5 separate regions of the Homo sapiens genome follow, and all the other regions are linked to region 4. Evidence: chromatin loops called from intact Hi-C (ENCODE). Cell type or tissue: PC-9. All regions are shown on one strand. Links, peaks and the distances in the headings refer to the core of each region. The heading gives the core; the rest is flanking DNA.

Region 1 (6,253 bases), core at 535-5,534, 78 kb before region 4:
GTTCTGAAACTCAGTTTCTTCATCTGTAAGATGGGCCTAATACTCACCACAAAGGGTTATTGTGAGGATTAAATGAGATGGAGTATATAAAGTACCCAAGGCTGTGCTCAGCAAATGCCAGGTACTTGGTGAATAGTAGCTATTAATTATATAATGGAAGAGCAGGTCTTGGGCTTTTTGGGGGCCATATCGGGATGGGTGGGAGACAGTTCCATGCCCACAAGGAACTTTAGGCCAAGTGCTTTGTCAGGTGATAAGTTGTATCATTTCTATCCCCTAAAAGAAAAGGGTGGGTCCATGCCTGGCTGTTGCAGAGGTGAGGGTTGAAGAGGAACTTAATTTGGCAAAATTAAGACATTAGCTCTGGGGTTCCCAATAGCTGACCACACATAGCCTGTGACAGTTGACTGTGCACCTTGAGATCTGCTGATGTTCCATTCCCCAGACTCCTTTTTTCCTGGTTGCCATTTAATCCTGATAGAGATACATTTTTCTGGACTTGCTGCTGTAAGGTCTCTGTGCCAGGCAGATGACCACTCTCCACTCTGAATGTGAACAAAGGCAGGGGTTGTTTCTCAAACCATCAGCACAAGGTCAGGGCAATTTCCCAAGTTTTAGAAATTAGTGGAGGGAGGTGGGAGGAGATCAAATAACAGTCTTCCAGAATGAGATGGCTCTGCCTGGTCTTTTTCACTCTTGCTGGTCAGAGACATTCTGGGGAGTGGGCAGACATCAGCCTCAAAACAAACCATAGACTTCCTACCAGGTTGGGCAAGGCCAGGCCAGAGGAAACTTGTAGAAAAGAAAGGCAGGAGCATGCCTGGCAGCTGAATGCAAATACAGTCAGGTCCTGCCTTTGGTTCTGTATCTCTGGAGGTAGATATGCTTCAGTATCTTGCACACCTGTGTATAATTGTGTGTTATTATTCATGAGATGAAAATTAGCATTGTGATTAAAGTTGAGGCAGGCTTTGGTCTGAGGCATCTTGAACTTAGATCTCAGTTTGCCATTTTCTGTGTTTCCCTAAGCAGGTGCCTTGCCCTGTTTAGGACTTATTTTCTCCATCTAGAAAACAGTTAATAATAGGGCCAGGCACAGTGGCTCATACCTGTAACCCCAGCACTTTGGGAGGCCGAGGTGGGCGGATCACCTGAGGTCAGGAGTTCGAGACCAGCCTGGCCAACATGTTGAAACCCCGTCTCTACTAAAAATACAAAAATCAGCTGGGCATGGTGGCATGTGCCTGTAGTCTCAGCGACTCAGGAGGCTGAGGTGGGAGGATCACTTGAGCCTGGGAAGTGGAGGTTGCAGTGAGCCGAGATCGCACCACTGCACTCCAGCCTGGGCGACAGAGCAAAACTCTGTCTCAAAACAACAAAACAAAACAAAAAAACAGTTAATAATTCAGTACCTAATGGGTCTATTTTGAGGCTGGGTGAAATTCTGGGCACAAAGGATGGCACGCAGAAAGCCCCTGTTCCTATAGGGATGAGTCATGGGGGCAGGTTAGGAGGTGTACAGTTACGAAATGGGATTTCTCCTGAATGTCTCCCTTGGCCCTGGCCTGGGTAGCTGATGGCGTAGCTAACTGAAATGGAATCCCTGCCTCCTGGAGGTCTCAGTTCCACAGGGCAGCTGGGAATGGTCTTCAAGGGAGATGGGTACTTGATCAGATGTCACTTTCTGCTGAAAACCACTAGTGGCCCTGGAAGTGAATACCGAATCTCTTATGTGATGCCTTGCTGACTTCTCCTCTCTGTGTCCCTTCTTTCTCTGATCATACCAGACTGTTGAAATTCCTCACTCCTGTGTTCCTGCCCCGGGTTCTTTGCATGTGCTGTTTCTTCTACCTGAATCACCCTTTCTCAGTCTCCATCCCTCCTTTGCAATGAGACCTTCCCTGTCTACTGTCCACCTCTAGTCTAGGTCCTGACATGTGTCTTCAGGAACCTCTTGCTCACTAGAATGTTGCTTCATGAGGGGAGGCCGTATCCCTTGCGGAGGCCTTCCATCTGGACTGGACTCTTGTTTTACTGCTTTAACCAGCTTGCACCCCACCCTACCACTGAGTAGTCACTGGGGCAAGTCACCTCATCTCCCTGGTTCTCAGTTTCCTCATCAGTCAGACGAAGGTAAAAAAATGTACCTGCCTCATGGGGTTGTTGTGAGGATAAAGCAGGGGATGGGAGGGGATAGCCCGCTCAGTGCCTGGCACATGACAAGTGCTCAAAAACATTACTATCTGTTTTAGCTGTCATCAAGATAGGGAATAATAGTGTTTTTTTCTTTTCTTTCTTTATTATTTTTATTATTTATTTAACAGGGTCTCACTGTGTCACCCCAAGCTGCAGATCCACTCACTACAGCCTCAACCTCCCAGGCTCAAGCGATCCTCCCACTTTAGCCTCCTGAGTAGCTGGGACTATAGGCCTGCGCCACCATGCCCCACTGATTTTTGTGTTTTTTTGTAGAGATGGGGTTTCACCATGTTGCCCAGGCTGGTCTTGAACTCCTGGGCTCAAGCAATCTACCTGCTTTGGCCTCTCAAAGCGCTAGGATTACAGGCATGAGCCATGTGCCCGGCTGAGAAATAACAGTTATTAGTAAATTTAAAAGGCTCCCTAGAAGAGAAAACTGCATCTGTGCCTCACTTTGCAAATTGGAACATGGCTCCCATCCATTTACCATGATCCCAGAGTGGAGAACGACTGGGCTGTTTTATGTATTTCCCCCACAAGGCTCTGTTATCTCAAGGTTTTACACCCTGTGGTTCCTGTCCTCAGACTGGATAATAGCTTGCTATAGACACAGGTTTGGTTAGCGACACGAGCCGTATCAGAATTACCAATGTGTGTTGGATGCCTGCTACTATGCCATGCATTGCATAGTGCCTGAGCTCCCCTCAGCCTCCCAAAGGGACTTTGGAGCCCATGTCCCACCTCAGGACAGGGCTCAAGTTGTATTTGAACTCAGGTATTTCCCACTCCACAGCCTCTCTCTGTCTTCCCACTCCCCAGCTCAGCCTTGCTCCTCAGGTTTTCTAACCCAGATTATGAAAGCAGAAAGGACTTGCTTCCAAAGAAGGCTTTTAGTAGCACTTGAAGAGCATTGCTTAGGCCTGAACAATAAGACTGACACCCAGGCCAGGCGCAGTGACTCACACCTGTAATCCCAGCACTTTGGAAGGCCGAGGCGGGCGGATCACGAGGTCAGGAGTGTGAAACCAGCCTGACCAACATGGTGAAACCCCGTCTCTACTGAAAATACAAAAATTAGCCGGGTGTGGTGGCGTGGGCCTGTAATCCCAGCTACTCAGTAGGCTGAGGCAGGAGAATCACTTGAGCCCGGGAGGCAGAGGCTGCAGTGAGCCGAGATCGCGCCATTGCACTGCAGCCTGGGTGATACAGTGAGACTCTTGTCTCAAAAAAAAAAAAAAGACCGATACCCAGACACATCACCATCCCCTGGGTGAAGACTGCAACCGGACACGGCACACCTTTCAAATGCCAAAAAGTGGGGGAGGGGGAGCATCTATACAGTGCATTGCTACAGGCAGAGAGTTAAATGTCTCTTCCAGTAATTCCACTTCTGGGGTTTTATCTTTAGTAAGTAACTAAAAATGCGTGCTTACATTTGTTGTGCAAAGATTTTTGAGGCTGGATATGGTGGCTCATGCCTATAATCCCAGCACTTTGGGAGGCTGAGGCGGGTAGATTGCTTGAGTTTAGGAGTTGGTGACCAGCTTTGGCAACATAGTGAGAACCTGTCTCTACAAAAAAATACAAAAATTAGCTGGGTATGGTGGTGCACGCCTGTAGTCCCAGCTACTTGGGAGACTGAGGTGAGAGGATCACTTGAGCCTGGGAGGTCAAGGTTGTACTGAGCTGAGATTGTGCCACTGCACTCCAGCCTGGGCAAGACACCGAGACCCTGCCTCAAAAAAAAAAAAAAAAAAAAAAAAAAAAAAAAAAAAAAAAAGATTTTCAGGCCGGAAGTGGTGGCTCACACCTGTAATCCCCGCTTTGGGAGGCCAAGGTGGGTGGATCACTTGAGGCCAGGAGTTTGAGACCAGCCTGGCCAACATGGCAAAACCCCATTTCTAATTAAAAAAAAAAATTAGCTGGGCATGGTGGTGGGTGCCTGTGATTCCAGCTACTCGGGAAGCTGAGGCACGAGAATCACTTGAACCTGGGAGGTGAAGGTTGCAGTGAGATCACATCACTGTATTCCAGCCTGCGCAACAGAGTGAGGTTCTGCCTCAAAAAACAAACAAACAAAAAATTCATTACTAAGCATTATCCTGATAACGAGAAATGAGGAACAAACCAAGTACCAGTCGGAATTGATTATAAGAGGGCACATGCATACAATGGACCAAATGGCCTTTAGCAATCATGTTGTGGGAGAATATTTCACGACAAAGGAAAGCATTCACAATATGTTAAATGAAAAATAAAGGACACAGATTAACAGTGGTTACTGCTGGATGGTGTGATTGTGGGTGGGTTTTCTTATTCTTTGTACCTCTGCTATTTTCTATATTGCTTTACAGTGAGTAGTGTTACATAAGCAGAGGGTTTTAAATGTAAGGTTACACACAACAGACACTCAGCAAGTGTTCAAGGTACCCAGTGGTTACTAGGTGGCTGGGGCCAGTCATCTCAGAGTCCCACCCTTGACCCTGGTTGTGCCTTCTCCTGCGGCTGCTTTCCCTGAAGGTGCTACCCAGCCCCTTGCCCTGGCCCCTCTCCATTGCTTTTCTGCCTGGTGTCAGTCACAGCTCATCCTTTGCCCATCCAGGTGGGGGTTTCTTGCAGAAACCCTGGCTTCCCCAATTGATGATTTTGTTAAGTAACTGCCCTGATCCCACCCTAGCCTGATTTTTTTTTTTTTTTTTTTTTTGAGATAAGGTTTCTCTGTTAGCCCGGGTTGGAGTACAGTGGTGTGATCATGGCTTACTGCAACCCCAAACTGGGTTCAAACAATCCTCCTGCCTCAGCCTCCTGAGTAGCTGGGACTACAGAAACACACCACCACGCCGAGCTAATTTTTAAATTTTTGGTAGAGACAGGGATCTCACTTTGTTGCCCAGGCTGGTCTTAAACTCCTGGCTTCAAGTGATCCTCCCACTTTGGCCTCCCAAAGTGCTGGGATTACAGGTGTGAGCCACCGTACATGGCCTTCTCATCCTGTCTTGTAGTTTGGGGAGAGGGAACTGAACTTAAGAACGGGCCCTTATGAATAAACTGACTATTTCAAGGAGAAGAGATGACTGACCATCAGAGGCTTCTGGAGTCTTCACCAGTTTCCAAACTTTGTGGATAGACATCCACATTTCCTGCCTATCTTCTCTCTCACCCCATAAAGGACTGTCTTTGGGTGTATCACCTCTCCCCCCACAGACTCTCAGTCTGAGTCTAGGAACGAAGTCCTCCCCAACCCTAAGCCCACCTCAGGGCCAAGCACAGCATGGATAGGAGAGGGTGGGAGAGCTGCACATAGAAACCTTGTGGGTTAAATTGCTGTGTTGCTAATCTAAATATCCTACTTGCAGATGTGTCCTGCTTTCCGGAAATCCTGAATTATAAAACAGAGGAAGTCAAGGCATTTGCCTTTAGTAATAATAAAAAGGCACATTGCCTTTGGCTGTATATAGGAGACTCACTTGCCACATCATCTTTCACTCAGCAGCCAGTGTGATGTCTTCAAACTGTAGCTCACATCCCATCATGTCTCTGTCTGAACCTTTCGGTGGACAAGGTCTAATGTCTCACTTTGTCCATCAAGGCCCCTCCAGCCTCTTTCTCCCCTTACCTCCCCCGTCCATGGACTTCCAGCAGTGTGACCTGTGCTCTGCCTGGGCCAGTACTTCTTCCAGGTGTCTGTCACCACATCCTGATCCCTTGCTGCCTGGTGAGGGGTCAGTCGACTATCTCCCTCATCAGCTCATAAGCTCCATAAGGTCAGGGATAGTGTCTATCTTGGTATCCAGTCACTACTGTCCCCAGAGCCTAGCACAGTGTGTGGCATGTAGTAGATGCTCAAATAATTGTTAAATTGAATCTCATGCAAAGAAAACTTTTCTCTTTGACAAGCTTGCCTGGGTAGAACACCAGGTGTTGGCTGGCGGATCTGAAGGGACTGCTGGGCTCAGATGAGGGAGCAGGCTCTTCAGAGAGAGGAGAAGCCCTTTGCTTAGTAAATGTAATTACTTGATAAACACGCCTGGTTGTCGTAGGGATCTTCTGCTTT
Region 2 (6,253 bases), core at 755-5,754, 62 kb before region 4:
AGGGGTCTAGCTTCATTTTTTGCATATGGAAATCCTGTTGTCCCAGAACCATGTGTTGAAAAGACTCTTCTTCCCCATTAAATTGTTTTGACACTCTTGTCAAAAATCAATTTACTATAAATGTAAGCATTTATTTCTGCATTCTCAATTCTAGTCCATTCATCTATATGTCTATCCTTATGCCAGTATTGCTGTCTATACTGTCTTGACTACTATAGCTTTGTAGTAAGTTTTGAAATCAGGAAGTATGAATCCTCCAACTTTGTCCTTCTTTTTCTTTTTTCTTTCTTTCTTTCTTTTTTTTTTTTTTTTGTGACAGAGTCTTGCTCTGTCACCCAGGCTGAAGTGCAGTGGCATGATCACTGCTCACTGTAGCCTCGACCTCCTGGGCTCAAGCAATCCTCCCACCTCAGCCTCCCAAGTAGCTGGGACTACAGATGTGTGCAACCATACCCAGCTAATTTTTAATTTTTATTTATTTATTTTTGGTAGAGACTGGGTCTGGCTGTGTTACCCAGGCTGGTCTCAAACTCCTGGGCTCAAGTAGTCCTCCCACCTTGGCCTGCCAAAGTGCTGGGATTATAGGTGTTAGCCACTGTGCCCAGCCTGACCTTCTTTTTCTAGATTATTTTGGCTGTTCTGGATCTCCCTATGAATTTTAGGATCAGCTTGTTAGTTTCTGCAAAAAGAGACCTGAGATTTTGACAGGGGTTACATTGACTCTGTAGATCACTTGGGGAGTTTTGCCATCTTAACAATATTAACTGTGGAACCTAAATTCCTTTTTGCTGGTGGCACTGCTCACTCAGCTTCCCTAGTCATTGAGTCTGCTGAGTAGGCACTCTGAGACCCATCCATCAAACTGCACAGACAAAACTCCAGCGATGTAAATGTCTCTTTCCTTTTTGAAGAAAGTAACACAGTATACTGTAGTGTCTAATTTAAGGCTTGGGTAAGACATTTAACTCCTGAATTTGTGAAATGGGAGTGCATCTGGCACCTGGACACACATATGACAGATCTGGCTTTCCTTCATGCTAAGGATGGGATGGAGATCTCTAAGATACTCCCATAACCCCTTGCTTCATGCCTGGAGAAGTGTGGTGGGAACTGGGAGACCCCACAGCCCTGGAGGCACCAGGTGGTGATAGGAGAATTGAAGCCAGGCTCCATTTTATCTTGTTTTATCTGTTGGGCAAAGGGGTACAATTTCATTTGAGGAAAGAGTTCTGCTGCTAAAACAATCTTAGCCCCTCACCCCCAATTCACTCACATCATAGTTTGAAGAATGGAATAAAAATAAAAAGGGAGTAATATCACATATTAAAAGTTTAGTTTAGGCCAGGCGCAGTGGCTCATGCCTGTAATCCCAGCACTTTGGGAGGTTGAAGTGGGAGCATTGCCTCAGGCTAGGAGTTTGAGACCCGCCTGGGCAGCAAAGCGAGACTCTATTTCTATAAAACAATTAAAAATTAGTTGGGTGTGACGGCACATGTCTGTAGTCCCACATACTTGGAAGGCTAAGGTGGGAGGATAGCTTGAGCCCCGTTGTTTGACGCTGCAATGAGCTGTGCTCACACTAATGCACTCCAGCTTGGCGACAGAGCAAGACCCTGTCTCAAAAGAAAAAAAAAAGCTTAGTTTACACCCTGACATGTACTTATGTGTTCCAGATGTAATGCTTTGGCACAGCACAAATACATGATTTTATTTTCAAGAAAGAAATAATAAAAAATGGAGTGCCTATATTTGTATCACTTGGAACCTTGTTTTCTAAACTTAAAGAACAACCTGGGAAACTACATTTGAAACTTCAAATCCATTCATACCTCAACTCATCTGGGGTGAGGAGCTCTCATTTTAAACAAACAATGTGTGTGTGTGTGTGTGTGTGTGTGTGTGTGTGTTTGAGAGACAGAGATTAGAGTTATTTATTGCAGTTGTTTCAAAAAAGCAATTTAAAAAAGCATGAATTTGGACTGTGTTTTTAGTTTGTTTCTGGGAGAAGAGAAACTTACATGCAATAGAATATATGTTTTGAGGTCTTCAAAATCTCAGATCTAGGCCAGGCGTGGTGGCTCACGCCTGTAATCCTAGCACTTTGGGAGGCTGAGGCAAGTGGATCACGAGGTCAGGAGTTCAAGACCAGCCTGGCCAAGATGGTGAAACCCCGTCTCTGCTAAAAATACAAAAATTATCCAGACGTGGTGGTGAGTGCCTGTAATCCCAGTTACTAGAGAGAGGCTGAGGCAGAGAATTGCTTGAACCTGGGAGGCAGAGGTTACGGTGAGCCAAGATCACGTCATAGCACTCCAGCTTGGGTGATACAGCGAGACTCGGTCTCAGAAAAAAAAAAAAAAAAAATCAGATCTTTTGCCTTAGCAGATTCCCTTATTTAAGTTGTTGGAACCGGCAGTTCATAGGGATTTTGTTTCCATCCTTTAGTGAGGGGGGTGTGTGCGTGTGTGTGCACATGGAAAGTTAGGGGAAAAACACAATGATATAACCTAACCCCAAAACAAGGAAGCACGTTACACAGTTGAGGTTTGGCGCTTCAGTTCCTGCCCAGTCTCAGAAGGTACAGCTTGGCTGACCTTGTGTGACCTATCTCTATGACACATCTCCCAAGGGGGTGGGGAGGACTGTTTCTCTCCAGCATGGCTTTAGTTTTATAAAAGCCCTGTGCAGTCTTGCAAACTCAAATGGTTTTCTTAACAAATCACTCACATTTCATGTGTTCTGGGCTGGGCAGGGCCTCGCTAATCCTTGGCCAGCTTTGTGAGTCAGAAATTATTTAAATGATTGCCTGAGTCCTTTTGAGGCGAGAGAATTGGCAAGTTAATTTAGGGAGGTGCAATGACTCTTAAACAGCACTGCAGTGAGTGGCAGCATTGATAAATGTGTTAGAAGCTCTATTTTATTGTGATAATAAATGCTAATGAAGAAAATGAACGTATTACCTTTTAGAGTGAGATAAGAATGATGATGCTACCAAATTTTATTAAGCATTTATTGTGTGGTGGAGTATGGTGGCTTCTCCCATGTTTTTGACTGTGACCTATTGTAAAACATAGACTGCAACCTGGTAACCTGGTGTGTGTGTGTGTGTGTGTGTATGTGTGTGTGCGCGCATATCTGAATTATTTGGTGAAACAATAGTTACCCTATGCGTGTCTAGTGTCCTCTGGGCTCAAGTGATCCTCTTGCCTTGGCCTCCAGAGTAACTGGGACTACAGGTGCATGCCACCACACCGGCTAATTTTTTGTTGTTGTTTGTTTGTTTTTGTTTTTTTTGAGACGGAGTCTTGCTCTGTCGCCCAGGCTGGAGTGCAGTGGTGTGATCTTGGCTCACTGCAAGCTCTGCCTCCCAGGTTCACGCCATTCTCCTACCTCAGCCTTCTGAGTAGCTGGGACCACAGGAGCCCGCCACTTTGCCTGGCTAATTTTTTTGTTTTGTTTTTTTTTTTTAGTAGAGACGGGGTTTCACCGTGTTAGCCAATGGTCTCGATCTCCTGACCTCATGATCCGCCCGCCTCGGCCTCTCAAAGTGCTGGGATTACAGGCATGAGCCACCGTGCCTGGTCTCACGCCGGCTAATTTTTTAAATTTTTTGTAGAGACTGGGTCTCTCTGTATTACCCAGGCTGGTCTCAAACTCCTGGCCTCATGTGATTTTCTGGCCTCAGCCTCCCAGTGTGCTGGGATTACAGGTGTGAGCCACTGCACCCACCCTAAAGTTGCATTTGAAAACAAATATATCTACTATGATAGCTTTGATCAGTATATAGACAAATATTATTATTATTATTATTATTATTATTATTATTATTTTGAGACAGAGTCTTGCTGTCACCCAGGCTGGAGTGCAGTGGCGCAATCTTGGCTCACTATAAGCTCTGCCTCCTGGGTTCACGCCATTCTCCCGCCTCAGCCTCCCGAGTAACTGGGAGTACAGGCGCCCGCCACCACGCCCGGCTAATTTTGTTTTTGTATTTTTAGAAGAGACAGGGTTTCACCGTGTTAGCCAGGATAGTCTCGATCTCCTGACCTTGTGATCCACCCGCCTTGGCCTCCCAAAGTACTGGGATTACAGGCGTGAGCCACCGCGCCTGGCCGACAAATGTTATTCTTTCTGGGTTGCCATATTTTGTGGTTTTTAAAAAATATATTTTTATTCATTTATCTGGTGACTTGAAATTTCATGCAAGTACAGGTCCTTACAGACAATTTCTATTGGAAAATCACTTATTTTGGGTGTGTATTAGGGTTTGGAGAGAAACAGAACCAACAGGATGTGTGTCAATCAATCGCTCATCTATCTATTGAGAGGTTGATTTTTAGGAATTGGCTCATGTGATTGTGGAGGCCAGGTGAGTCAAAAATCAGCAAGGTAGACTGGCAGGCCGGAGACCCAGGGAAGAGTTGCAGTGAGCCCAAAGGCTCTCTGGGTAGAATTCTTCCTGCTCTGGGAGGTCGGTCTTTTTCTATTAAGGCTTATAGCTGATTGGATAAAGCCCACCACATCATGGAGAATAATCTGCTTTACTCTAAGTCCACTGATTTAAATGTTAATCTCATCTAAAAAATACCTTCACAGAAATGTCTAGAATGTTTGACCAAATAGCTGGTTACCATGGTCTAGCCAAGTTGACACATAAAATTAATCATCACAGTGGGTAAAATACTGTTTGAGGTTGTTCAGAAGAAAGGAAAAAGGCAAAAGCCTGGGCGCGGTGGCTCACGCCAATAGTCCCAGCACTTTGGGAGGCCGAGGCGGATGGATCACTTGAGGTCAGGAGTTCAAGACCAGCCTAGCCAACATGGTGAAACCCCGTCTCTACTAAAAATACAAAAATTAAGCCAGGCATGGTGGCGGGTGCCTGCAATCCCAGCTACTTGGGAGGCTGAGGCAGGTGAATCGCTTGAACCTGGGAGGCGGAGGTTGCGGTGAGCCAAGATCATGCCACTGTACCTGGGTGACAGAGTCAGACTCTGTTTCAGAAAAAAAAAAAAAGAAAGAAAGGAAAAGTGTAATGGTTGGAAGTGGAAGTGTGCTGTTGGTACAGATAGGAGAACATTTCGGAAAGAATTCCCTCCCCTTTGATTGACTGCAAAATAAGTCCCTCCCTTGTTCTCTTGCAATTACAGGTGGACCAGATGGGTGGGCAGATTGGCAGTGGGGGTGCAGAGTTTCTTGTTCTGATTGAAAGGATTTTTTCTTACATTTTAGGGTTTTTTTTTTTTGTTTTGGAGACAGAGTCTCACTGTGTTGCCCTCCTGGCCTCAAGTGATCCTCCTGCCTCAGCCTCCTGAGTAGCTGGGATTACAGATGTGAATTACTGTGCCCAGCTCTTAGATTTCATTTTAAGACTGAAGACCTGAGAGTTCATGGGCCTAAGTAAAAGGTGCCATTTATCTGCAACAAATTGGTGCATGCTCCGTAGATCTAGCTGTAGGGGGCTGTGTGTGCTAATGCAGCATTTGTGACTCAGCCGTAATGAGGATGACCTTGCCTCTCCTGTTCCGCAGGCTACCACCTAGCTGTGGTGGGTCACTGGCCACAGAAACTGTAGGTATCTGGGGCTGCCTGGGTGGGAACTCAGCCTGTATGAGAACATGGTATTTGGAAGACATTAAACATTTATTATAGCTTTTATTTTTATTGAGGTATAATTAACATACCACAAAATTGACCCTTTTCAAGTACCCAGTCTGTTTTTTAGCACATGCATACGGTAGTGCAGATATCACCACTAGTTCCAGAATATTTATCATCCTAAAATACAGTTTTTCTTTTGCAAGTAATTTCTTTTTTTTTTGTTTTGTGATGGAGTCCTGCTCTGTTGCCCAGGCTGGAGTGCAGTGACATAATCTCAGCTTACTGCAACCTCTGCCTCCTGGGCTCAAGTGATTCTCCTGCCTCATCCTCCTTAGTAGCTGGGACTACAGGTGCACACCATCACACCCGGCTAATTTTGTATTTTTCGTAGAGATAGGGTTTCACCATGTTGGCCAGGCTGGTGTCGAACTCCTGACCTCAAGTTATCTGCCCGCCTCGGCCTCCCGAAGTGCTGGGATTACAGGCGTGAGGCGTGAGCCACTGCGCCCGGCCTTTTGCAAGTAATTTCAACATTTAAGACCATGGCCTACTGGATTGGTCCCATCAGCAAATAAACATGCAGTTATTTCTCCCAACTTAAAAACAGCAGAACCCTCTCTCCACCCTACTTCTCCCTACAGTTATACACCCATTT
Region 3 (6,253 bases), core at 887-5,886, 93 kb before region 4:
ATTATGCCTTAAAGCCAGGTAGGTGCTTTTTTGTTTGAAATTTGGCTCTAGACTACTATAGACCAAGGTATGTGATACTCTCTGTACTTCATGATTTACAGAAACAAAACAAAATTTGGCTCCTCTCTCTTAAATGATGTTCCATCAAATCTGACTTTTCTTCCATTCTAATGTTTATAACCTGGAAGATTAAAGCCAGTTTGGTGTGTGTAGCTCGGACTAGATAAATAGTCAATTGTCCTCTGAAGAAAAGTGGTGGGAGGGGAGATTTCCTTAGGCAAAATTCTCACTCAAAGGTATTTTATGTCCCAGCCTGACTCTTAACTGTTGAATTGTTCTTTGCAACTCTTTAAATATGAACCTTTGAATCCTTTTTAAATCACCAAACCACACTAGAGAAAGGTGGTTGCATGGTCCTAGAACCTGTTATGCGGCTTATGTTTAAAAAGAAAAAAAGTTGTTTCTCTTTGAACCTTTACACTGCTTAAGTTTAAAAACTTTCCCTTTGAAATTTCCCAGTGCACTCCCCGTGGGCCGGGCCCATCAGAGCCGTGGCCATCACAGTGCCACTGGTAGTCATATCGGCATTCGCGACGCTCTTCACTGTGATGTGCCGCAAGAAGCAACAAGGTATCTCTTTGTGTGCTGTGTCTCCCCACAACAAGGGGCAGGCCAGGGGGTGCTGCCAAGAGAAAGAGAGACTGGGAGTACCTGGGTCCTCCAGGATGGCGCCTGGGAAGCCTCATAGCTCCTACTATTCAGTTCCCAGAATTAAAATATTTGGCTTTTAACCTCAGGAGCCACTAAAAAAAACAGGTATCATTATATATCTGTTTCTTGGGACAGGGTCTCGCTCTGTTGCCCAGGCTAGAGTGCAGTGGCACAGTCATAGCTCACTGCAGGCTCGACTTCCCAGGCTTAGGCCATCCTCCCACTTCAGCCCCCTGAGGTAGCTGGGGACTACAGGCATGCACCACCATGCCTGGCTAATTTTAAAAAAAAATTTTTTTTGTAGTCATGGGGTCTCACTATGTTGCCTAGGCTGGTCTTGAACTCCTAAGCTCAAGCATTCCTCCTGCCTCAGCCTCCCTCTCATGCTGGGATTACAGGCATGAGACACTGCATCTGGCCCATAATTCTATTTTCAATGATAGGAGAGTAAATTCAGGGTCATAAAGGAAGCCTGAAGTATAAGTAAGGATATAGGTAGGGCTTGGTCATTTACAAAAGTCACCATGAGACAGCCTTCTGAGGAGTTGGAAATGATCCATAGCTTGGTCTGGGTGAGGATTACACAGTTATATACTTCCATAAAAATTCACTGAGATGTACACTTAAGATTTATGTACTTTACTTTTGTAAATTTTACATCGATAAAAACTTTTAAAAAAAATCAGCTCTGCCTGTGCTTAATTGGTCTACTAGGTGCACTTGGCTGCAAGAGCCAGTTCTGGGCACTCTGCTAACTAAGGTAGCGCTCTGCTAACCAGGGTGACCCCTGCAGCATTTCTTAGTTTATCCAAGATCAATTTCAGGTAAAGAACAATTTTTGACCATTCGTTGCTCCACTGCGGAAATCAGCTGTCCCATTCCAAGTGATGATCAGAGGGGGCTGATGGAGTTGGGGAATGGGACTGCTCTAGGTAGACGTGTTCTTTCTTGAAGATAGCACTGGGTTTCAATTCTTAGGAAATAGAACAAAGCGTTGCTTGCAAGTATCAACCTTATCTTCTTTTCCAATTTAGAAAATATATATTCACATTTAGATGAAGAGAGCTCTGAGTCTTCCACATACACTGCAGCACTCCCAAGAGAGAGGCTCCGGCCGCGGCCGAAGGTCTTTCTCTGCTATTCCAGTAAAGATGGCCAGAATCACATGAATGTCGTCCAGTGTTTCGCCTACTTCCTCCAGGACTTCTGTGGCTGTGAGGTGCGGAATCTAAAGTTCCTTCTCCTACCCTGGCCAGGACACTTGCCCTGTACTCTCTCCCCGCTGCCTTCTCCTCTCTTCTGGGCCTCCTGTGGTGACACCTGCCCTTGACTAGTGCCACAGCTTTCAAACTGGGGATAGTCTCGCACTCTTTTTTCAGTCTGTCTTACCCATCACCAGCACTAAATATTTCATAATACTTAGTTCTAACTCTGACAAACTCCTGCTCTAAAGCTTTGAGTGGCACCCACCTGGCAGGAAGTTTTGTAAGCATTAAGAAGACCAGTAGCTTCCGTGGAAACATGCAATTGGAGTTGAGGGGTGTCACTCATGACATCCTAGTGAGCATGTTCAGGACAGAAGCCCCACTTGGAGAGTCAAAGAGAGAGTGGCAAGTAAAGCAGTGAGTTCGCACAATTGTTTGGAGGAGTTCTGCTGAGAAGGGGAATGAAGGACGGGGCTGCCATTAGAGGGGATCTTGAGGTCCAGGGAGAAGTGATAAACGAAGGGCTCTGTGAAGCTGTTTGACCATTGACTGGTGGAATCATAGACAGGGAGAAACTCATGATGCAGGAGACGGCACTGGCCAGAGAGAACAGGGAGGTAGGAAGGGAGCACTCCCAGAAAACAATATTTTGTCAAGCACTGAAATGATCTGCTCTGGTTTCTTAGCTGTTCTCTTGAGTTATTAATATCTTATTAATATGCTTTTCTATAATGTCAGAATGTACATTTTTAGAGTGAAGTCTGAAACTCTCATGCAAGACATACCCTGTTTCTTGAAAATGCAAGAACTGTACAATAACTGTGTGATTGGAAGTTGTTTTTGCTTTGAAACTGCCCATTGGCATGTTTTTCAGAATCTCTCCATGTGGTGAGGCTGCCCCCTAGTGTCAACATAACATACTACGCTAGCCTAGTTTCCCTCTGCATGAAAGCGTGAGGTTGGTGGATCAGCACGTGCTGAAAAATAACTACACTCTAGCCAATGGCACACAGTTTTCAGATACCACGGGCAACCAAGTTTGCTCTACTTCACAAGTATTTAGCCTCTGGGGAAAACGCTCTTCCAGTTATTAGTGTAATAGTTATTGTAGAAAATTTGGAACTAGAAAAGGATGATAAATAAAACATTGTCTGGAATCCCAAACTGATTAAGGAAAATCTTAGAAAGAGGAACTCATATTTCATGTGTGGTTTATTTCCTTCCAGTCTTTTTCCATATAGGTGAACTCACACGTACAGTTTTGCCTTTGGGGCTGATTGAAATGATTTTTTGCAGTCTCTTAATAATTTTTTACACTATTAGTAGTTATATGTCAACTGCAATTTTAAATAGCTACATGATCCTCCATATTGATTTGCCATAACTGAGTTAATACAAATATTAAACATCTCAGTGGTTCAATATTGTCCCATTTGTGATGATTTCCCAAGAAAGATGCCTGGAAATGGAATTGCTGGGTCAAAGATAGAAACATTTAAAAAATGCTTGGTATATACTCCCACTGAGCTTTTAGCATGTGTAATGTTAACAAGAATTAAGGAAAGTATAAGACAATTCAGGGTTATTTTCAGCAAGTGGATGGATGTTGGGGCTTTTTCCCCATTGGTAACATCTTAGAGCAGAAGAGGAGAACAAAGTCGTTTCAGAATGCCCTTCCCTGTAAGATAGTGTGGCTGCTGTGTTTCGTCATAGCCATTGGGAATTAATAACTACAGAAGGAAAGACATCAACACAATAACCAAGAGATGTTTCTGGTAGAATTAGGTAAAAGTGGTCTGAGAAGGTGAAGTCCTCTAAGGGGCCACACATGTCTGATTTTTCTCTCCTTTGTCAGCCACGCCCACAGTCTCTCTACCAGACCGCCTTTGGGGGTAAAGCTTTGTCAATTACCAGCCTTGTAGAGATGTAGCCTTGTATACCTGTGTGAAGCCATAGAGGAAGGTGCTAGCCAGTCCTGAGTGAGTTACTCAGAATGACCATGTTAATGCAGTTCACTAGCCTCCTCTCCAGCCATGGACCAACTAGTAAACAACATAGGTGAGCCTGAGGCTATGAGAGTGTCGAGATAGGTCCCCTTTGTCAGTCACTGTCTGGATGTGAGTCACCTATAATTGTGGGTGACTGGCATCCAGGCCTGAGCCCCATCTCCCAGCTCACTTTGGAGTCACTCATCCACATCCTCCTCTCAGAGCCTGCCAGCCTTCTCTCCAGAATCTGCCCCTCCAATCTAGGCACCTCACTCACCAGATCAACCAACCTCAGTTTCTCTGTCCTGTGCTCTCTACCACCTGTTGCTTCCTTGAGGATATCCTATGTAGGGTGTGACTTGGGCAAGGTGCCAAAAGCACTGCGCTTCTGTCCCCTCACTTGTAGGGCAGGAGTGGTAATGACTCCATGTGATACAAAAATGGATGGATGGCAAGTTTTTGCAGAGGGACTAGGGTGTGACCATCACCCACGGAACTTTAGCTGTTCCTTGGTATGGTGTAACCTGGAGCCTGCACATAGCTGTGCTAATAAGGGTTAAGGGGCAGATGAGATGGCCTCCTTCTGACATTTCCCTTCCTGTTACTCACTTCCCGAGCCTCTTCCCGAGCCTTCTGTATGGGTGAGGTGCCTTGTTCTCTTTCCAGGTGGCTCTGGACCTGTGGGAAGACTTCAGCCTCTGTAGAGAAGGGCAGAGAGAATGGGTCATCCAGAAGATCCACGAGTCCCAGTTCATCATTGTGGTTTGTTCCAAAGGTATGAAGTACTTTGTGGACAAGAAGAACTACAAACACAAAGGAGGTGGCCGAGGCTCGGGGAAAGGAGAGCTCTTCCTGGTGGCGGTGTCAGCCATTGCCGAAAAGCTCCGCCAGGCCAAGCAGAGTTCGTCCGCGGCGCTCAGCAAGTTTATCGCCGTCTACTTTGATTATTCCTGCGAGGGAGACGTCCCCGGTATCCTAGACCTGAGTACCAAGTACAGACTCATGGACAATCTTCCTCAGCTCTGTTCCCACTTGCACTCCCGAGACCACGGCCTCCAGGAGCCGGGGCAGCACACGCGACAGGGCAGCAGAAGGAACTACTTCCGGAGCAAGTCAGGCCGGTCCCTATACGTCGCCATTTGCAACATGCACCAGTTTATTGACGAGGAGCCCGACTGGTTCGAAAAGCAGTTCGTTCCCTTCCATCCTCCTCCACTGCGCTACCGGGAGCCAGTCTTGGAGAAATTTGATTCGGGCTTGGTTTTAAATGATGTCATGTGCAAACCAGGGCCTGAGAGTGACTTCTGCCTAAAGGTAGAGGCGGCTGTTCTTGGGGCAACCGGACCAGCCGACTCCCAGCACGAGAGTCAGCATGGGGGCCTGGACCAAGACGGGGAGGCCCGGCCTGCCCTTGACGGTAGCGCCGCCCTGCAACCCCTGCTGCACACGGTGAAAGCCGGCAGCCCCTCGGACATGCCGCGGGACTCAGGCATCTATGACTCGTCTGTGCCCTCATCCGAGCTGTCTCTGCCACTGATGGAAGGACTCTCGACGGACCAGACAGAAACGTCTTCCCTGACGGAGAGCGTGTCCTCCTCTTCAGGCCTGGGTAAGGTGCCTTTGGGGCCGGGTCCTAACAGGCCGCAGCCTTTGACCATGCTTCTGAAATCAGTCAAAGCGTTTTTCCACTTTTGGTGCCAACTTATTGGGCAATGAAACCTGATGAGAACACAGCTCGTTTGGTAGTCTTGATTTATACCAGGTGATGGGAGTACTCACATGTTTGAGTTGCAGAAATACTAATGCTAAATTATAGTGAGCTGCCCAGACCCTGCAAGGGGTGTTGTGCCACATACAGACTATGCACTGTATCACTTTTCTAAACTCCAAAAACATCAGACACGAAAACACATTGGGCCCCAAGGGTCTTGGGTAACAGTTTGTGGATGCGTCTTTTTTAGACCTGTAATGTTCACACCCCCCGCCCCCATTGTCTTTAAAGCTACATTCATTGAGTCTGGGATTCATGGGTACAGTATTCTTTCTATCCTTCAGCATAGGGTCCCAGGTATGAGGGCTCTCTAGGAAGGCCTACTTCTGCAGGGAGCATCAGGTAGATGCCATCTCAGGCTGTCCCTTACCATGTCTGTAACTAGTTGGAGTCATGCATACAAACCCTTGACTTTTTTTTTTTTTTTTTGAGATGGAGTCTCACCCTGTCGCCCAGGCTGCAATGGCATGATCTCAGCTCACTGCAACCTCTGCCTCCTGGGTTCAAGCGATTCTTCTGCCCAGCCTCCCGAATAGCTGGGATTACAAGCATGCGCCACCATGCCCAGCTAAATTTTT
Region 4 (6,253 bases), core at 580-5,579:
GGGGCTGAGGGACTGGGATAAGGGGTGGCGGGTTGTGCGAGACAGCCCATAGAGGTCAGAGGGTCCGGGGAACTTTAGAAGTAGCTCTAGGTTCCTTGCATGAGCAGTGTCAGAATTGCAGGCAGGCTGGGGGATAGGCCCCAAGTTGGTGGATCTCCACTTAACAGATTTTTTGGTACTATTTTTTTTAAATAAAAAATTTTGATTTCATAGTTCATTCTTGAGCGTTCAGCTGAAATGAAAAGTGAAAAAGTTTAAGCAATATGTTAAAGGGCAGGGGTGGGGAGGAGCCGGACCTCAGAATGGGAGCCTCAAACTTGAGGCTCACAGGGCCAGCCCATCATGAAAATGAGAGCAATGGCTTGGGCCATGCATTCTGTTTCCCAGGAACTCATGGCCCATCCTGGTTCCTGCCTCCTGTTGAGAATGCTAGCCCATGGGGCCAGATCTGCCAATTTCCCAAGATCATGTAGAAATTGGAATCTTAATGTAAAACTTCCCAATTCTCATGAGAGCCATCTGGACTTTGAAATGTTGGCAATTCATTGAAAAAAATTCTTTTAAATATATTTTTGAGCTGGAATTGAAAATCCACCAGCTTGCAAGGGACTTGAGAGATGCTGTGCTTGTGCCCCTAGGGTTTACAGATGCGGAAACAGAGGTCCAGAGAAAAATGACAGGGCCTGGTACAGTGACTCATGCCTGTAATCCCAGCACTTTGGGAGGCTGAGGTGGGTGGATCAGATGAGGCCAGGAGTTCAAGACCGGCCTGGCCAACATGGAGAAACCCCGTCTCTACTAAACATAACAAAAATTAGCTGGGTGTAATTGCCTATAATCCCAGCTACTTGGGAGGCTGAGGCAGGAGAATTGCTTGAACCTGGGAGACAGAAGTTGCTGTGAGCCAAGATCACGCTACTGCGCTCCAGCCTGGGTAACAGAGTGAGTCTCTGTCTCAAAAAAAAAAAAGGCTTGTCCGTGGAATCCAGCTCTCTGGAGCTCCCACTGCAGATCTATTTCTTCCAATTCCATCCAGACAGTGTGTTTCTGTTTGGCAAGCGGGCTGTTACGTGGAGTTTTATTGCAGGTAAAGGGGTCATCCAAACTGCTCTGTGGAGCTAGCAGAGTGACCACAGGAGCCCCAGGAAGCGTGAGCGTGGTCTTCATTCTCGGTTGAGCCAAAAAGGCTCACACGTTTCCAGACAAGGCTATTCTTGGCAGGGCCACCTCCTAGGGATTAATCATACTGAAAAGCTCACAGATTTAATTTTGCTGAAGTTTGATCTGTTCTAGGAAAGTACATGTAGCGTGGCTCAACAGAGAATTTTCTGCCCAAGGATCTACACGGTTAATATATTTTGGAGATCTCAGCAGAGCACAAAGCAGGCTAGAAAAATTCTCGTGGTGTTAGGCCAATCCAGCTTTGTCCTCTGGCCAGGAAAGTCCAGACTGCCCCTGGACCATGGCACAAACCCAAGGTGCCCAGCTAAGCAGCCCTGCCGGGAAAAGGTGATGAGAAACTTGCCTTTGCTAAAATAGTTGAGCTGCCAAATGATAGCCTGACCTAGGGGCTCAGAAATGAATGTTTCCTGTTATGCAGGAGGAGAGGGGCAGGGTTTGATTCTTGTGTTCTCATGTGCTTGCTCACTCTGCTCGTAATAAGGAGAGAAGTTTTATTTTTGCAAGCTATTGCAGCGTGAGCCCTAAACACCAAAGCCAGTCTCTTGAAGAAAACTGATCAGGATCCAGGAGCAGTTGTCAGGCCCCTGGAGGGTGACTCATGAGCAGCAGAGTTCCCGGAACTCACCCGTCCCTGGTCGGCTAGGAAGAGGCTGAGTGTGGTGGTAAATGTGGAGGGGCGGGCGCAACACTGCAGGCATGGCCTCTGTTTTTGAAAAACATTGTGTGTTCGGGTCAAAGCATCCATCCCCTGTGAGCAACCCAATTTTAAAAATAGGAGGTTCTGCAGAAAACCAAGATGCCTGCCTGTTTTCACCTGGAAGACCAAATTCTCACTTTCCAAGCCTGATTTTGGAATAAACAAAATCAATTCCAGCTCAGCCTCAGCAGAAGGCACGTGCAGTGGTGACTGTTTCATGGCTGTCTTTCCTTCAGGGCTGTTGGAGGTGTTTCTGGAACCAGCGCAATCAATGGCAGGAACAACTGGTTTTTCAGGCTATTGAGAAAGTCTGATTTATGTGGCTGAAGTATGGTGTTATTGACCCCCCCACCTTCGACTCCTAAGATTCCAGAACAAACTGAGAATTCATGTGAGTCAGCACCTTATTTATTAATTCTTTATGGATGAATAACATAAAAACAAAAGTGCACAAGTAACTGTACACCTTGCTGGGTTTCACATGCTGAGCACACCTTAATAGTCAGCACCCAGAGTGAGGAGCACAGTGTGACCATCGCCCCAGGAGCGCCCCCTGTGGCCCCTCCACGGGCAGAACCAGCAGCCCAAATTCTCACCGTGTGTCAGTGGAATATCACTTGGATGTTGGGTCAGGAGTTTTGGGCTTAAAGATCCCTAAGCAGGGTTGTGCCATCCAGCTTTGGGAAAACTCAGCCAGGGAGGGTTGTTCTCTGAATGTCAGGAGGGAGACTCCTGTGGCGCTTAGGGCCCAAGGGAGATGCTGGTTCATTGGTTCTGATGGAGATGGATTTCCAGGCGGGCATGAGAAAGTGTGACCGTGTTTGGGGGGGTGTCGAGAGCAGGCAGCACATTGAACGAGTGACTGTGTTGGTGATGTTGTGTGTGTCACTGATACACGAGCATTTTCTTAAAGGCCGGATTATTTAGGACCTATGAAAAGCTACGATCTGCCTGTTGGGGGTGGGTGGGGTGAGATTCTGAACTGGAGCCAGAGAGAAATGCCATGTGTCTTTACTGATAGAAATCTGATCACCCCGGATGCTGCCTGTCAGCATGTGGGCTCTGGGGAGCTGTTTTCCTAACGGCTTGGAAGAAGCTTGTGGACAGTGGAGATCGGAGCGGGGAGCTCCGCCTAATGAGTTCCTTGTCTGTTGGCTGAAGGTGTGGGGTTTCTTTGAGGGAAGCCATTAGCCACTTTGATGGCTTGTTTGAAAACAACTGAAATCTATCTTGTCGGTGTAGTGGTTCTCCAGATACCTCACGCTGGTCATTGGCATCGACAGCTGGGAGCTCCCCTGGCAGGTGTGGCAGAACTTGGCTTCTCAGTGATTTGCTCTCACGTTACTTTAATGCATGACTGGGATGGTTTCTATATATACACTTGCTTTATGTGGCTCCAGGGAACAGGGAACATGGCAGATCCTATTAAAAGTGGTTCCTGGTTATCCAATATTCATTCAACATTGATTAAGCCACCAACTGTGTGCCAGGTGCTAGGGATAGCTTTATTTACAGTTATGGGGCCATCAGGCTTTATGTGGGTGCAGTGTTACAGGTAAGTTAATTATAGGCTTGAAGGCTGTATGTTGTCATATGCGTTTGTCACTTCTAATAGGTGCTCATCATATCCTAACAAGAAATAATATTGATTTATCCCAGAGGAGATCGCATACGTAAAAAACTTTGAACACTAGAAAGCGTTTGGCAAATCTGAGGGGTATTTTTGTTCCAGGGCATGTAACCTTCCCTTTCTATGCTGAGTTATGGTACAGAAGGGAGGCCCTCTGCCGGGTGCCCAGCAAACATTATTCTCTGCTTTTTACATATTAGAGAACGGAGCTTTATGGAAGTGATGCCGTCACTCCTTCAAGGACCCAGTTTACAGCTCCAGGTCCTGACCCTCAGCGCCAGACATGGATGAGTGAGGTCTATAGACAGAGATGGCAGGAACCCCTCCCGATAGGGAGCAGGATGGGCAGGCTGTCACAGCAACTGAAATGCTAGGCTTGTTTAGAGGACTTCCAGTGAGTCTGTGATTCATGTTGAGATTGCCCCGTTGCACAAAAAAATCCAGTTCTCATTGGCAACACTCCTTTCTCCCTTGTTTGATTTGACTGTGTGGCAGTGGGGACAGGTGGCACTGAGATGGGTTGCCACAGACATTTCTACTGTTGAGTTTGCCTCCCTGGGCTCTCATTCTGCTCCACTACTTACTAACTGTGGTTCGTGGGCAAGCTACTTTATGCTCTGTGCCTCAATTTCCTCATCTGTAAAAGGGGATAAATGTTAGTACCTAGGATGTAGTATTATGGTAAGTATTATGATAAGATTAAGTACTCAATAAATGCTGTCATTTCTTTTAGCTATTCCTGGACGTTCCCATTCCCATCTCTCAAATCTCTCAAATTCTGAAGCTGTTGTTCACCTAGGAGGTGCCTAGTAGAATCATTGTAGCTTATAATTTTGGCCTTATAGTCTACATTTTAGCAAGGGCTGAGATCCCTTGCAGATTCTAAGAAAGCATCTATAAAGAGGAAGACTTTCCTTTTTTGTACCTCCATTTATTTCAGGGATTACAGAGCTATATATATATATATATATTTATTTATTTTTAAAATGGAGTCTTGCTCTGTCACTCAGGCTGGACTGCAGTGGCACAATCTCAGCTCACTGCAGCCTCAAACTCCTGGGCTCAAGTGATCCACCTGTCTCAGCCTCCTGAGTAGCTGGGACTACAGGTGTATAGCACCATGCCTGGCTAATTTTTAGAACGGAGACAGGGTCTCACTATGTTGCCTAGGCTGGTCTTGAACTCCTTGCCTCAAGCAATCCTCCCGCCTCAGCCTTCCAAAGTGCTGGATTACAGGCATGAGCCACTGCGCCGGCTGCATAAACTATTATTGTCTAGGCATGTAATGAAATCTCAGTTTGCTTGGACAAGCTGGGGTAAGACTCTGTGACATGTTGTTTAAGATCAGTGCATGCTGGGGCCAGTTTACTTGAAAGGGGATCTGTAGATTGAAGATGCTGCTGCCTCTCTTACATGAGAATAATCTGCTTATGTGCCTGGCCTTGGCCAGACAGAAAGGAAATGTCGGGCATCAGCTGTCTGAAGGTGCGGTGAGGAACTGAAGAGAACAGAAGGAAAACCTGGCTGGTAAATGCAGACGAGCCACTGAAGGATTCCAGGAAGGAAGCCCCGAGGGTGTTGCTGTCTCCCTTGCCAGCTTTTTATCTCTTGCAAATGTGGACACGTTATCAGGGCGGATCTATTAGAAAATGAATCCACTGAAACATCTGCAAATAAGTGGCTCCAGACTGTCATTATCTCCCTGGGTTTTGTAACCAGTTGTGGCTGACGAGGACATTCTGCTGGGAAGGTCAGGGTCCTGTGTGTGTGGACCGAACACCTTCCCTCAGGTTCGCACAGCACCTCACTGGGCACGGCTGGGGCCCATATTCCATCCAGTCTTTAGGAGCAGGTGGTAGCTTCTCTGCCTCCCTCTGGATGAATGAGCTCCTTGAGGGCAAGGACTGGGGTCAGGGTCATTGACTGTGGTAGTTTCCAGTGGCTGCTGTAACAAATTACCACAAATCTGGCAATTTCAAACAACACACATTGATCATTTTACAGTTCTGGAGATCAGAAGTCTCCATGCAGTCTCACTGGGCTGGAGTCCAGATGCCAGCAGGCTTGGCTCCTTCTGGAGGCCATAGGGAAGGATCGGTTTCCTGGCTTTTCCAGCTTCTAGAGGCAGCCTGCATTCCTTGGCTCCTGGCCCCTTCCTGGCATGACTCTGACCTCTGCTTCCATGATCACATCTCCTACTACTGCTCGGACCTTCTTGCTTCCCTGTCAGAGGGTCCCTTTTGACCACATTGGGCCCACCTGGAGAATCCACGATACACCCCATCTCAAGATCCTTAACATAATCAGATCTGCAAAATGCCTTCTGCCATGTAAGGTAAAAAAGTCTTAGGTTTTGGGAATTAGGATGGGGACATCTTTTGGGGGCCATTATTCAGCCCACCACATGGACTCATACCCTGTAGTGCTAAGCTCACAGCCTTGGGTGCCAGCCTGCCTGGAGTCAGGTCCTAGCTCAGTCACTCATGAGCTTGGTGATATTGGCAAGTTATTTAACTTTTTTTTTTTTTTTTTTTTTTTTTTGAGACGGCGTCTCGCTTCGTTGCCAGGCTGGAGAGCAGCGGTGCGATCTCAGCTCCCTGAAACCTCCACCTCCCGGGTTCAAGCGATTCTCCTGCCTTAGCCTCCCGAGTAGCTGGGACTACAGGAGTGCGCCGCCACACCCAGGTAATTTTTGTGTTTTAGTAGAGACAGGGTTTCACCATGTTGGCCAAGATGGTCTCAAT
Region 5 (6,253 bases), core at 441-5,440, 160 kb before region 4:
TATCAGAGAAAACAAAAAACAATTCATCTAGGTGAAGGGAGAGCTAAACATTATAGGTGTGATAATTCACAGAGTAAAATGGCTAAGAGTTGCCACGGTTGCTCCAGGTTGTTTATCAACCACATCTCATTTGAGTGGTTCAGTGGAACCTCTTTCCTCTTGATATATGTGACCTATCTTCGATCCTTGTGGATGTCAATTACCCAGTTTAAGTCCTAACCTGCTAATATAGCATATCTATTTTCCACTTTTAGAGGAGCCATAAAAAGTTGATTCTGTTTTAAAATTTCAAACAAACAGAAAAAAGGCATTTGGAGGAAACAGAAGAGACCTTCAATAAAACTATTTCCTCAGAGAGATAAGAGAAAGAATTACTTCTTTAAGCAAGAACAAGATGCTCAGCAAAAGGGACAACAACTAAATAAGAAAGAGCTTCTGTTGGATAGTAAGAAATATAGGCCAGGCACAGTGGCTCAAGCCTGTAATCCCAGCACTTTAGAAGGCTGAGGCAGGAGGATTGCTTGAGCCCAGGAGTTTGAGATCAGCCTGGGCATCATGGAAAAGCCCTGTCTATGGATTTTTTTTTTTTAAATTAGCCCGGCATGGGACTAACAATCAAGGAAATGCAAATCAAAACCACAATGTGATACCACCTCACTCCTGCAAGAATGGCCATAATCAAAAAATAATAGTTGTTGGCATGGATGTGGTGAAAAGGGAATACTTCTACACTGCTGGTGGGAATGTAAACTAGTACAACCACTATGGAAAATAATGTGGAGATTCCTTAAAGAACTAAAAGTAGAACTACCATTTGATCCAGCAATCCCACTACTGTGTATCTACCCAGAGGAAAAGAAGTCATTATACGAAAAAGATACTTGCACATACATGTAAACATACATATATAAACATGTATGTTTATAGCAGCACAATTTACAATTGCAAAAATACAGAACCAGCCCAAATGCCCATCAATCAATGAGTGGATAAAGAAACTATGGTATATATATATATATATATATATATATATATATATATATATATATGATGGAATACTACTCAGCCATAGAAGGTATGAATTCGGTTGTGCACAGTGGCTCACACCTGTAATCCCAGAACTTTGGGAGGCCAAGGCGGGCAGATCACCTGAGGCCAGGAGTTCAAGACCAGCCTGGCCAAAATGGTGAAACCACATCTCTACTAAAAATACAAAAAAAATTAGCTGGGCATGGCGGCAGGCGCCTGTAATCTCAGCTATTTGGCAGGCTGAGGCAGGAGAATTGCTTGAACCTGGGGGGCAGAGATTGCAGTGAGCCAAGATCGCACCATTACACTCCAGCCTGGGTGACAAGAGTGAGACTCCGTCTCCAAAAAAAAAAAAAAAAAAAAAAAAAAAACCTGTCAAGGTCACCAAATACAATGGAAGTCTGAAAAATTGTCATAGCCAAGAGGAACCTGAGACATGACAACTAACTGTAACATGATACCCTGGCTGGGATCCTGGATAGAATAAGGATATTAAGTAAAAACTAAGGAAATTTGAATAAAGTTTGGACTTTAATGATAATGTATCAGCCTCAGTTCATTAATTGTGCCTTACTAATGTAATATGTTAATAACTAAAGAAACTCTGGTTTCTTTTGTATAAGAACTCCTGTACCGTCATCTCAGTTTTTCTGTAAATCTATAATTATTCTTTTAAAAGTCTATTAAAAATAAGACAGAAATTTACAAAATAAAAATAACCTCAAAAGATGACAAGAAAATGTTTCTGCAGTTTGTTTCATTCGCATTATTTGGAGCTTTAGTAGGGTTGGATGTTTTCCTAGGGTTTTTAATGAGTCTTGGATTCATTCAAGACATTAAAACTCAGAATTTCAGTAAAGATGGTGATCATTCATTCATTCACTCAACAGTATTTATCAAATGCTGGCTAAATGCCAGGAAATACCCTGTGCTCAGCACTTGGAATACAGGAATCTTTTCAAAATATAGCCCCACTTCTGCCCTTAAAGTAATCCTAAGAAGCTGTTAGCTACTTTTAGGTTCAAACCAGGACATAAAGTACTGCCTGGCTGCCCCTGTAGGCCTCACCAGCTCACCTTGCACCATTCCGCCACACCTGACTGCTCTCCAACCACATTAGCCTCTTTCAGCTCCTTGAAGTTGCCACATTCCCTACTGCCCCAGGGCCTTTGCACATGCTATTCCTTCTGCCCAGAACAGTTCTCCTCTCTCTGCTCCCCTCCCCTTTGCCCAGGTAACTCTTATATTTGGAATCTTAGCTCAGGGATCCCTTCTTCAAAAACAACTCATCTACTAGTAATTCCTCCCTAGTCATAGGGCTATTTGAGTAATGCCAGTGTCCTCCATGGAATGTTTGTTTGCAGGTTAATGACAACTATGACAGTGCCCTGTTGTTCACTCTGATCCCCACTCCTGGCATAATGTCTGATATGGTGCAGAGATTCCATTGATACTTGTTAAATGAATTAATTAATGAATGGAAAACAGGATATGGTCCTTAGCCTTCCAGTATAGTGCGGATCCAAGCCAGGATGTTATCTCCTGAAGATTAGACGTGGCCATTTCCCCAGGTCTTAACTGAATTGCAAATAAGAGCTGGCCCTGGCTGCATCAACTCCTGGTCCACTACCTGCAGTAACATTCACTCAGGCTCTAAGTCATTTGCTTACTTCAGGTTCGGAAAAAAAACAAAAAACAAACAAACAAAAAAAACCCGAGGTCTGCATCCCCGTCATTCCAGTATTGCCATCTGAGAAAACTGACATCCAGAGAGATGGAGTTGCCCAAAGCCACATGGTTACTGAAAGGACCCATTTGATCCGTTTTCTTACGACCCCCTGGACTCTACTTCCCCTAAAGCTTAGCACCAGCTCTGAATAACAGCAGAGTACTCCCACCTGCCCTGGCGGCTTTGATCTAGAAAGACTTGTTGTGCGGTCGCAGTGCAGGGTAGTCTGGGGCGGCGGTCTCCGACCTGGACTGCGCGCGCCCCCTCGCGGTTACCTTGGAGACTAGACATCCGCTCTTCTTTTCCTCCGGGAAAAGAAACGGGAAGTGGCCGTGGGCCGGTGAATTCCGTGTAGTGGCCAAGGTACGCACCGCTCCAGAACTATGGGGTGGGCGTCCTGGGATTTCTGGGCGCAGGGTTGGGTCCGCCGCCCCAGGTTTTCTGTTGTCCGCCGCCCTGGGTCTCTGGGCTGTGCAGGAGGCGCCAAGGCTGGGTTTAGGAAGGCCATGTTTTTGGCGTCCTAGACAGGAAGAGTCTGGAGGAATCAGCTGAGTCTGGGGCCTTTCGTCCCAGGCAAGGCGGTCCCAGGCCAGGCGATCGGGGTCCGGTTTGAACCCCAGCTCTGTGACCGCGAGCAGACTTCCCCTCGCTGAGCATCAGCTTCCCCATCTGTGCAGTGGGGATGATGACGCCTACCCCATTGGAGCCAAGACTGCCAGGTAGCCTGATTGACATCCAGGCAGTCTTGTGGGGTCTCAGGGACTAAGGGCTTGCAGGTGGGTACCAGTTCTCCACATACTGCTCCCTCCAAAGCCTGGGAAACCTTGCACCCTCAGCCCTCTGGGAGACTGGGGTCAGGGGTACAGTGACACTCTTTACCTTTAATGTCTTTATTAATACAGAAAACATACACTAATTTCTCACAATACCAAAATAAATTAGAATTTGGGCCGACTGCTTCTAACACTGTTCATTAAAATAGTATTTAGTTATTCCCTGCTCAAAATGATTCATGATACAAATTACTTCCACCATCACTTTATCTTTTTTTATGTTTCACGGGATAATTTGACCCCTAACAAAATCCAATCCTTGCGTTAAGGATTTTTCTTATCTGGCTAGGTTATAATTAGAGTGGGAAAATATATTTACATTTCATCAACAGCTTATTTTAAGGTGATTTTATCTGTTTAATTCTCAGCTTTGTTCCAAAGAGGGGGAGGTGGTGACAGTCTCTTGCCCACTGAAGCGTGCCAGACAGAGTGCTAGGCATGGGGGCAGAGGTGAATCAGATGACAGCCACCTCTCACCACGAGGAGTGGCTGAAAGTGTGACTGGACTACAGGCAATCCTGGCCTTGGCAGGTGAGACCAAGTGTTGTATTGAGGGAGGGTTTCCCTAGCTCATCTTCTGGTCACCTCCACAGCTGAGCTCCACTGTGGCCTGGAGGAAACTGTGATCCATGAAAGGCATGTGGGGCCTGGTCCCCTCATTTTAGCTCAGCTTCCAGGACAGAGAGGTCCACTCCCTGCAGCCTTACAGCTATTCTGAAGGGTTGGGATAAAAAGAGGAGATGGAGACTGGGAGCGGCGGCTCACGCCTTTAATCCCAGCATTTTGGAAGTCCGAGGTGGGTGGATCACCTGGCATCAGGAGTTCCAGACCAGCCTGGCCAACATGGTGAAACCCCACCTCTACTAAAAATATGAAAAATTAGCCAGGCATGGTGGCAGGCACCTGTTATCCCAGCTGCTTGGGAAGCTGAAGCAGGAGAATCGCTTGAACCTGGGAGGTGGAGGTTGCAATTAGCCGAGACCATGGCATTGCACTCCAACCTGGGCAACAAGGGCAAAACTCCGTCTCAAACAAACAAACAAACAACAACAAAAACAACAACAACACAAAAAAACCAGAAAGGAGGAGATGGGAGAATCAATGGGAAAGACCAGAATACAGAGAATGTTGCCAAATGCCAATTTACAACCTTAATTTCCTGACCAGATTTGACCCTTTGGTGTCTGTGGCTCTCCTGCCACTCACATACATGCTGGTGGCCTTCCTAGAAAGGAAATAGGAGGGCCTCCCCATCCCTGGTCCTGAGGGATGTCATTCTAGGCATGTTTTAGACTGGACGCTTAAGGCTTTTCCTTCTTGTGCCCTCCACATGGCTTCAGGAAAGCTTGTGCTCTCTCTGAACCCTGCAGCATGTTTTCAGAGGCTGTCGGTTGCCAGATTCTGCAGTGAGCTGTGGATGGGAGGGAATTCAATAGTGGGTGGGTGTGCAGACAGAAAGGGAGCAGGAGTGGGGCTCTGCCTTCCCTGTCATGCAATCATATGGTGACATGAGTAAAACCCAGGGAGAAACAGTTTTCTCTAACCAATGTTCTCCTTGAGGTTCTCTTTCTCTTGTAAGTGCTAAGTACTGCTCCTTTTCCTGGAGTCCAATTCCTGAAAGAGGACAAATGGGCCAGGAGTGGTGGCTCACGTCTGTAATCCTAGCACTTTGTGAGGCTGAGGCAGGCAGATTACCTGAGGTTAGGAGTTCGAGACCAGCCTGACCAACATGGTGAAACCACGTCTCTACTAAAAATACAAAAAATTAGCTGGGTGCAGTGTTGCGCGCCTGTAATCCCAGCTACTCGGGAGGCTGAGGCAGGAGAATCGCTTGAACCTGGGAAGCGGAGGTTGCAGTGAGCCAAGATTGCATCACTCACTCTAGCCTGGGTGACAGGGTGAGACTTCGTCTCAAAGAAAAAAAAAGAGAAAGAATACAAATGGCCAACAAATACATAGGAACATGATCTACCTCATTCGCAACCAGAGAAGCCAATTAAGATGGTGATAATACCATAATGAACAGTTTGACAATTTTAAATGTGCATAATCCAGCAATTCTGATTCTAGAAATGTATAAAATCATTGAATCAATGTGTCAAGGTAAGTGTGTTAGGGTATTTTTGAATCACTGATTCTAACAGATGTCCCTTAGCATGGGGTTGTTTAATAAGTTATAAAGCATGTATAGGCTGGAATGTCACATAGATTAAGGAGCTGGTCGCCTCATTGTTTCCTCCCTGTTTCACCAAAACCCATATGGTCCTGGCCTCATCTCAGCCCCTGGCACCCCTGACTCTCATGGCCAAACGCTGGACATCCTTGCTGTGGGGGCTGAGAACAACCCAGGGACAGTACCAAGAATGTGAGGGAGGGTAGGGAGGCACTGAACCAGCAGCTCCTCCAAAGGAGTGATGTGCTTCCTGAGGTCTATTCACAGAAGGCTACTCCAGAACAGCCTTCTGTGGATCCTAGCTATTCTGGTGTCTGAAGAGGGTATGGTAAACCTCACTGGGTCTGGCTGAATTCCTGAATTCCAGGCAGTGAGGTAAAAAAAAAAAAAATTCTGCCCAGCATCTGGGTCTTGAGGTGGATGCTGTTGTTTGGGGAACCCAGCACCCATTCTCCCTCTCCCTGGCAATAATGTCAGTGTTCCTTTGGG

What was found. Hi-C counts contacts between places; a loop is a spot of excess contacts. Peaks named below come from ENCODE experiments on the same cell type or tissue, not always from the same donor. Only the 100,000 strongest peaks of a DNase experiment are listed, where the experiment ranks them.
Region 1: a loop joins it to region 4, with 5 times the contacts of the local background. A loop is called at or near these places in 78 of 110 quality-filtered maps.
Region 2: it touches region 4 in a loop (5-fold over the local background); 72 of 110 quality-filtered maps call a loop at or near these places.
Region 3: it touches region 4 in a loop (5-fold over the local background); 20 of 110 quality-filtered maps call a loop at or near these places.
Region 5: a loop joins it to region 4, with 5 times the contacts of the local background. A loop is called at or near these places in 22 of 110 quality-filtered maps.

The regions. Positions count from the first base shown.
Region 1 is chr3:57,080,713-57,086,965 of GRCh38, reverse strand. No RefSeq gene overlaps it. Among named protein-coding and RNA genes, the nearest start is that of SPATA12, 23 kb to the right of the region's middle. In PC-9, for the core only: no CTCF peak of the experiment used is centred there; DNase peaks (open chromatin) are centred at 3,125 and 3,515; H3K27ac peaks cover 2,803 bases.
Region 2 is chr3:57,065,031-57,071,283 of GRCh38, reverse strand. The region is part of intron 1 of SPATA12 (spermatogenesis associated 12); the gene reads right to left. It also overlaps a transcript of ARHGEF3 not described here. Among named protein-coding and RNA genes, the nearest start is that of SPATA12, 7.5 kb to the right of the region's middle. RefSeq lists an enhancer at 2,195-2,574. In PC-9, for the core only: no CTCF peak of the experiment used is centred there; DNase peaks (open chromatin) are centred at 2,643 and 5,513; H3K4me3 peaks cover 615 bases; H3K27ac peaks cover 4,849 bases.
Region 3 is chr3:57,096,856-57,103,108 of GRCh38, reverse strand. IL17RD (interleukin 17 receptor D) reads left to right here. Exons shown (of 13, transcript NM_017563.5): 9 at 1-18; 10 at 520-630; 11 at 1,746-1,930; 12 at 4,571-5,513. Among named protein-coding and RNA genes, the nearest start is that of SPATA12, 39 kb to the right of the region's middle. RefSeq lists an enhancer at 4,694-5,893. In PC-9, for the core only: a CTCF peak has its summit at 2,837 (motif pointing left); DNase peaks (open chromatin) are centred at 2,838 and 4,008; H3K27ac peaks cover 1,734 bases.
Region 4 is chr3:57,003,199-57,009,451 of GRCh38, reverse strand. It overlaps a transcript of ARHGEF3 not described here. Among named protein-coding and RNA genes, the nearest start is that of SPATA12, 54 kb to the left of the region's middle. RefSeq lists enhancers at 1,577-1,871, 2,427-2,958. In PC-9, for the core only: a CTCF peak has its summit at 2,466; DNase peaks (open chromatin) are centred at 1,761, 2,251 and 2,861; H3K4me3 peaks cover 1,914 bases; H3K27ac peaks cover 3,267 bases.
Region 5 is chr3:57,167,101-57,173,353 of GRCh38, reverse strand. It overlaps a transcript of IL17RD not described here. Among named protein-coding and RNA genes, the nearest start is that of IL17RD, 4.9 kb to the right of the region's middle. In PC-9, for the core only: CTCF peaks have their summits at 2,835 and 3,036 (motif pointing left); a DNase peak (open chromatin) is centred at 3,003; H3K4me3 peaks cover 820 bases.